Linked DNA regions of Homo sapiens: region 2 is linked to region 1. Evidence: chromatin contacts called from ENCODE Hi-C or POLR2A ChIA-PET data. All regions are on one chromosome and are shown on one strand. Each heading gives the region's core, a stretch centred on a gene start or an enhancer-like site at or near the end of the contact. The rest is flanking DNA. Distances are from core to core; before and after follow the strand shown.

What was found. A loop is a pair of places that touch in the nucleus more often than their neighbours do. ChIA-PET counts read pairs that join two places held with the same protein, here RNA polymerase II (POLR2A). Pooled maps may share reads with other maps.
Region 2: a loop to region 1 is called in a pooled map, with 7 times the contacts of the local background. The contact joins two enhancer-like sites. A Hi-C loop is called at or near these places in 1 of 168 maps with a recorded cell type or tissue (PC-3) and 11 of 50 pooled maps. POLR2A ChIA-PET finds 5 or more read pairs at or near these places in 2 of 52 experiments (HepG2 and Panc1).

Annotation. Positions count from the first base shown.
Region 1 is chr7:17,259,539-17,263,369 of GRCh38, forward strand. All of the region lies in intron 5 of LOC101927609 (a long non-coding RNA gene), which reads right to left. Among named protein-coding and RNA genes, the nearest start is that of AHR, 37 kb to the right of the region's middle. Within about 2 kb of position 1,838, at least 2 of the 41 ENCODE cell types and tissues checked have a DNase peak (open chromatin) inside an H3K27ac peak, as active enhancers do; they include PC-3, where a contact is called at or near this core.
Region 2 is chr7:17,137,708-17,141,538 of GRCh38, forward strand. All of the region lies in intron 1 of LOC107986772 (a long non-coding RNA gene), which reads left to right. It overlaps LOC101927609 (a long non-coding RNA gene), which reads right to left. Exons shown (of 12, transcript XR_007060234.1): 10 at 585-658. Among named protein-coding and RNA genes, the nearest start is that of AHR, 160 kb to the right of the region's middle. Within about 2 kb of position 1,768, at least 4 of the 41 ENCODE cell types and tissues checked have a DNase peak (open chromatin) inside an H3K27ac peak, as active enhancers do; they include PC-3, where a contact is called at or near this core.

The sequences.
Region 1 (3,831 bases), core at 588-3,087:
ACTGGTTTGTGCTGTGGGGCAGCACAAGCCAGTGAGGCCCTGATCTGCTGTATGGGCCAAGTGGCGGTGGAGCATCTGTGCAGTGTTCTCGCATCTGCTGAGAAAGTGTAAGCTGGGGGAACTCAGGGTGTGGACATTCTGGACTTGGTCAGGGCACAGTTTTCTTCCTGTTGACTTAGCCCCTCCTTAAGCCTCACAACCATTTGGCTACACAGCCCCTGAGCCCTGACTTGAGAGTTCTCTAGACCAACCTGACTCTCAATTTACTTCCACCTGTCTCCCTCAGGGCACACAGGTACTTGTGAGTCCTATCTCTGACACACAGGAGGCAGATTAAAGGAGGAAGCCACACTCAGGCCTTCTTTTGGTCTACTCTCCACCACCAAGTGATCTGCTCTATTGGGCCAGCCAAATATGAGAGCCTTTGGGGGCATCTCATTCCATGTCACACATCTTCTCCCATGAGGACTTCAGCCTGGAAAGAGGAGATCTAGACACAAGGGTCTCTCTGGCTTCCTCAATCTGCCATTCCCTTTCTCTTCCATTCAACTCTTCGGACCAACCAGACAAGATTTTCCTTCTTCCTTTTTGACTAGAACCTCTTTTTCACAAAACTCTGTGATTAATCTTGCTAGGCCAGCTTCTAGAAGTTTTAAATGGGAAAAAAGGGAATTTAGAAAATCCTCTCAGATATGTAGTTTTCAAGGCTACTGTCTGTCAGCACACTGCCTTTTAGAATATCTTTCCTTCTCTGCGTTTTTGTTGAAATTCGCCTAATTTCCACTAAATTCCCAAGTCCGACTATGGGAAAAAAACATTCACAAGGAAATATAAAAAACATAAGCACATCACATTTCTGAAAATACTATGTCCATATATTATACCTATCCCCCTAGAACTCTATTCTTTCTCTAACTGGAAAAATATATAGATTATACTCCTGTGCTCTCTGAGATTTTCCTTAAGAGAAAACTGAAGTTTGATTTCTGAACTTCTAATGCACTTTCTTTTCATTAATTTTTCCATGTTTATAGATTCTTTCTGGGTAATTAATGTTACATTCCTTAGTTTTCTAATGTTATAAAAATGTTTACTTTTAATTATTAAGCAATTCATATTAATTTCTGAATCTTAAAGATAAAAGCTAACTGAGTTTGTAAAAGCATTTAAATACCCTCTTTGAACTCCATTGGGTTTATTTATTTTCTTTATGACCAGTTCAGTTCACAATGCTGATTTTAATCCAAATATTTGCCTTCCAAGATGCTGGTTGTACCATTTATAATCCATACTGTACCTCTTTGTAGATTACTGCTTGGCATTGCTGCAAAGTGAAAGAGAATTTAATTTTCCTGATGCTGTTTGATTATATTTACCTACTGAAGTTTTCATTGTGAAACAAGCCCTATGAACATTTACAGAATGCATGTTTCCTTTTTTTCTAAACTCTTTCTAGTTGAATTGGTTCTACACCAGTTGTTTTTAAACAGTGGAAATATAAATATATTTTTGTCAAAAGGAAAAATTTGAGAGTGTACATGGATAGCTTCTGAGAAGGTGGATCAAAAATTCAATTACGTGATTTCATCAAATAAAAAAGTAGTAGACACAGTTTTTTCTCTAAGTACCAGTCATATCAATGGGAAAGGATATTTAAACTAGAAGTTATAGACATAAATTCATTTTAATTATTGTGCATTTTCCCTTACTGTTCTATCAGATTACCATGTATAGCAACTTGCCATTCAGCAGTTACTCATTTCTAAGGTTGTAAATGTCGAGAAATACCAGACTATCACCCTGGACTCTGTAGTGTGATTGTTTAATGTGTATGTGGTTTCATACCCAAATGAGTCATTCTGCCAAGAACCTTGAGAATATCGGTCTAGTCTAGAAATTTCAATCTTAATGATTGATACTCAGCTTTGGCATAAGATTATGCATCATTAGAAAGAGGATGTAGGTGTAAAATGGTTCTGTGCAAATACAAACATTATTTACTTAAGCCCACAAAATCTTGACTAGTCATTTCCTCTGCTAAACCTTTCCATTCCCACTATTTTTTAAAATCATCACTTGTATCACCAACTGCTCATCAGTAAACCTCATATCTCTAGAATAATCTCTGCTGTCGTATTTGTATTTCTAGCATATACTATGATGTCTGACTTAGTAGCTTCATAAAAATCTATTGAATGGGCCAGGTGTGGTGGCTCATGCCTGTAATCCCAGCACTTTGGGAGGCCGAGGTGGGCAGATCACCTGAGGTCAGGAGTTTGACAGCAGCCTGGCCAACATAGTGAAACCCCATCTCTACTAAAAATAAAAAATTAGCCAGGCATGGTGGTGGGCTCCTGTAATCCCAGCTACTCAGGAGGCTGAGGCAGGAGAATCGCTTGAACCCGGGAGAAGAGGTTGCAGTGAGATGAGACCATGCCATTGCACTCCAGTCTGGGTGACAGAATGAGACTCTGTCTCAGAAAAAAAAACAAAAACAACAACAAAACAAAACAACCCGAAAACCAAAACCAAACCAAAACAAAAATGTATTGAATGAATACTGACTTCAAGGTACTCAGGAGAAAGCCATCTTGTATGTACCTCTGATATTTTCATCCAACACTTCTTTTCCTCAATCTTTTTCCTAGGTATTTCTACAGCTTCTAGGGTTTTGTCACTGTTCCTCACAATGTTCTCCTATTTTGTCAACCAGTAGATATAATAGCTCTGAATGGTCATATATATGTTACTGTTATCAGCGCTTTTGTTTTACAGGAAAATTGAAGAGAATTGGAGATTTTAAATTTGGGAGAGTGTCTTTGGGAATATCAGTCAATTGAGGATGAATAAATCTGCTAGTGATCATCATACCAATTCATATGAAAGTTTTAAAAAACTGGATATCAATTTCACTGCATGCTACTCTTTGGGGGCTCCAATCTTTAGAAGAGTTTGGACTCAACTTGGTAAACACATTTTGAACCCAGTACACCTCTCAAGAAACATCTTGATGAGCATGATATAGAGGGCATACCTTGCCAAAGAGTAAAGATATATATTTTATCTTTAATGAGAAAAATGCTGATTTTTCATGGGATAAGAACAGGAAATCCTTTTAGAATCATCAAGGGCAGCATCAAAATGGGAGATATAAGATGGAAAGTTTGATTTGCCTAGGAAGAGGAGAGTAAAAATGCTCTTTGAGTTTCGGGATTTGGAAAGAAAAAATGCCCACTGCTTTGCTTGAGCCAAAATCAAGGCTGTAAGACAGCTGATATGTTCAGTTGTTAAATTATAAGCAATTCTATACTGGTTGGTATAATAGCTGCTATATTTACCCTATTCCTTTTGCTGGAAATAGAAGAACTTCCAGTTAAGTAACTAACTGGTGAATGCTCAGGAACTTCCAGGACCCTTTTCCAGCACTACAGCTTGCTTTAGTCCTGTTTCATCTATACCCAGATTGTGTTAGCCCAGCTGGAACATTCTGAGTTTAGGCCTGCCAAACATGAGGTGGTAGAGTTCCTTTCATGGCAAACCAGCACCCAAGATAACAAGCAGGGCTTCAGAGGACCCAGCCCCAGCCACTCTGCCAATGTCCAAGCCTGAGGTCAGCTTCACCCCTTACAAGTCTAGTGCTCCACCAGAGGGATTCTACAGCCCCCCACTTCCTCAGGCATAACTGCCATCATATTTTGAAACCATCTGCCTGCAGAAAACAGCAATCCATGTCCATAGAATTGGTCCACCACAGCCAAGTCCTCATAGCCTGTGCTCTACACTTCACACCCGTGAAGCAACAAGGAGTAGGAAGATCTTCAACCTAAACAG
Region 2 (3,831 bases), core at 518-3,017, 120 kb before region 1:
AACTACACCTTTTGTTAATTTTTTAGATTTATTAAGATTTTAGGGAAAAATAAAGAAAATTCAAGAGTGAAAAACTCAGTTATTTTGAGAAATATTTTTTATGACTAATATAACAGTGCAGAACTAAAAATGTCATCTATAAACATTGGTTTCCGTAGATCTGTTCCTCTAAGCAATTTCTTACTGCTTTTTGCTTTTCTTTTAATACATTTCCTGTTTCTAGTCTATAATTTCTGCTTAATTCTTTCCTATATTGGGCCGTCAACTCATTCTGTCATCTGCTTTATTTCCCTCTACATTAAACAATCACTTCCAGAGTACTTTCATTCAATATTTATACAAAAGGGGGGTTTTAATTGAAATTCATTAGAAAAAAAGCTAATTACTAACTTTTTAAAGAATAGATTCTTTTTCACCCTCCATTGAGAGATATGTTACAAGCAATGTGCTAAAACTATATTAGCATGATTTTAACACATGAATTCCCTGATTCCCAATCCTTTCACAGTTCTCCTTTATATCAAGATTTCATAAGCATTATACATTAAAAAAACAGTGAGAAGTACGTAATAGAGTATACCTACCAATATTTAGTATATTGGAGAAAAGCAGGAATACAAACATCCTATAAATGGCAACATATCTGATCATGAGATGACTGGAATAAATAAAAGCACAATTTATACTTAATTTATACTCACCTGAGATGTAGAACAGTTAATGCTTAGTCTTTGATCGCAGCAGAACATACAGATGATTTCTGCTAACATCAAAGATGAAAAGAGCATTAATTGTTCTACTTTTCAGTTGAACATATTATCAACTACAGCAAGACATGATATTCTTTACTTTAGAACTTTACAGTCTAAAGGGAGAATGACAAATATAAATGTAACTATAAGGTAAAATATGATCACTATCATAAAATAAAGGGTTTGATGACCTCAAAGGAAAGAGAAAGTGTGTCTCCTTGAGGGAACCAGGCTAAGTCTCAAGGAGGAGAGACCATTTGGGTTGGACTGATTAAAAAGTTGACAAGAAGAAGGGAACATGCTGAGCAAAGCTAGAGCGGGGAGGTAATAGTGATAGTTAAGAAACATGAACTAATCCAGCACAGGTTTGGGGTAGGTCAGGAGTAAGCAATAAGTAAAAAATTTGGCTAGATCTATATTTATTGAAGTCCTTAAAAATAGCCACCAAAGACTTTTGATTATTTTAACAAAGCTATCTAAGGCAAATTGGATGAAATATTAACATGATTGGGTTAAGAGGTCATCTCAGTTGTCTCTCTAGGTCTAGATTTCAAACGATAGTGTGCATACTTGTCTCTGGAGCAAATAAAAAAGCCAATGACTGTGACTAGGCCCAACCCTTGATTATGATTCACTTCATAAGCTATGGGGCCCAGAAATCCATATTTTTTATCAGGTGACTCTGTGCACATTAGTTTGAAGTTTGAGTGTCTAAGTGAAAGGAGAAAGCCTGACCTTGAGTGTGTCAGAAGAAATGGCTAATAGGTTATAGGTGAGATCAACCTGGCACTCTGACTGTAAAACCTGAATTTTTATACATGACTCAGTTTCAGTTCTGAGGCTTATTTTACTGAAGCATCAAAAACAATCAACGTTTCTTAAACTATACAGTGCTAATTCTCAGAATTGCTTCCTGAAGGTGACTGTAAAACTGAGCACTACCTTAACATACATGGTTTGTGGTTGGATCTAACAGGTTGGGACTAAATTGAGACTGCTTCTTATCCTCCTAATGTCTTAAAAGCCTGGTTGGGCTGCTAAGAGAGATTACAGGAAAAGAATACAGATGAGTTTGAATTCTCCCAGGGCAGGGATATTAACTAATTTGTCTCTTGTAACAGGGTCAATGTTTGTGGAATGAATAAATGAGTGAGTGAATGAATAAACAGGAAATGTGGTTGACTTTTGATGAAAGTTTATAGGACAGTCGTTCAAACACTATCAGAAAATCTAATGTCACCAATGTCCTATAAAATATTGTTCCAGGAAGGCGCTATGACTTTCTACCACAACTGGAAGCAAATGTAACACAAAAAGCAAAAACCTCCTTATTCTTTGTTGGCCTATATCTCCTATCCCAAAAAATACTTCCTTTTTCCTTGGAAAATTCTGGCAAAGATGTCATGAAGCTCCCCCTTAGAAGAGAGCCTCAAGGCAATACAGTTTGCTACAAGGCAAACTTTATTTGCTCCTAAGAATTGTAGCTGCAATAAACTCTGCATGAACAGTATTTACAAATATTCCATCACTTAGTGGAAAAAAATCTTGGGTGCTGCTAAGAATGTGTCTGGCTGGACAATGTTAAATTTTGGAAAACAACTATTTTCTAGGCTGTTTACTAGAATATAACTATCATCAAAATATATTCATGGAGCATTTTTTTTAAAACAGTGAGAATGCCTGTAGTTCAGTAGCTACTGAAGTAATCTCTCCTGTGAAAAGGAGGAGGCCAGCAATAAAGAACAGCATCTCTACATTTATACCCATACAGTATTATTTCTAATATGTTCGACTTGAATTCTCACTTAGATAAATAGATTCCATATGAACCTAATTAACTGGCGTTTCAGTTTCCAAAATGTTATGTAAAATGTAGTGTTTTAAATTGAAAAAATGCAGATGGGAATCTTGAAGGTGTTTGATTTATAGCTGATGCAACAGTTCCTTTTTCTGTTACAGCAGAATACTAACATTATGCTTAGATGATTTAAAGTAGATGCTGTTTATTTTATTTGACTTTCACTAGGATTATAAAGATGACAGTGCTCTACTACAGAAGAGATTTTCTTATTCTAACAGACAAATGCATTTCTAGCCATTATATCACGGCATACATTTTCACAATGTAAATAGCTATTTAATGGAAATGATGAGGCCACTAATGTAGACAAAGTAGCTATTGTCTGAGAGCCCCTGAGTCATCTTGTGTCACAGAAAATATAGTTATTAGTTTTAATCATAACCCTATGGCATTTTAGAAACCTTAGTATCTAACTTCAATATATAGAGATATATAATTAGGAAAATACTTAGACTTAAATTCCACATTGACTGGCATTATAAACTTTGCTTTCTAGTAATAATTAGATGGCTGATCAGAAACTATGTATTACATGGCCTTCCTTATGAAATGAGGCAGCTTTTAAAATTATGTATCATAGGCCAGCTGCAGTGGCTTATGCCTGTAATCCCAGCACTTTGGGAGGACGAGGCTGGTGGATCACCTGAGGTCAGGAGTTTGAGACCAGCCTCGCCAATAGGATGACACCCTGTCTCTACTAAAAATACAAAAATTAGCTGCGTGTGGTGGCATGCAGCTGTAGTCCCAGCTACTCTGGAGGCTGAAGCAGGAGAATTGCTTGAACCTGGGAGGCAGAGGTTGCAGTGAGCCGAAATTGTGCCATTGCACTCCAGCCTAGGTGACAGAGTGAGACTCCATCTCAAAAAAAAAAAAAAAAATGCATCATATACTATTTTAACAATGGTCAATTATCACAGTCAATTCCATTTAAAAGTAATTTTTGATGCAAAAATATGTCATATCGAACTATTTTCCTAATGGGTTACAATATTGACATTATATTCTTAGGCTCTTGCAAATTATAATTAAAGGTATATTCTATCTGGAAAATGAATGTGTCAGTGATTTCTTTCTTTTTTTTTTTTAGATAACTGTGTTTGCCATATGTTTATCATCTAGGCATATGCTGAACTGTTGTGTATGTTCAATAAATAATAAGAATATGAATGTATTTTAGATTTGCTTAGAAATATAATCAACATAGGCTGGGTGCAGTGG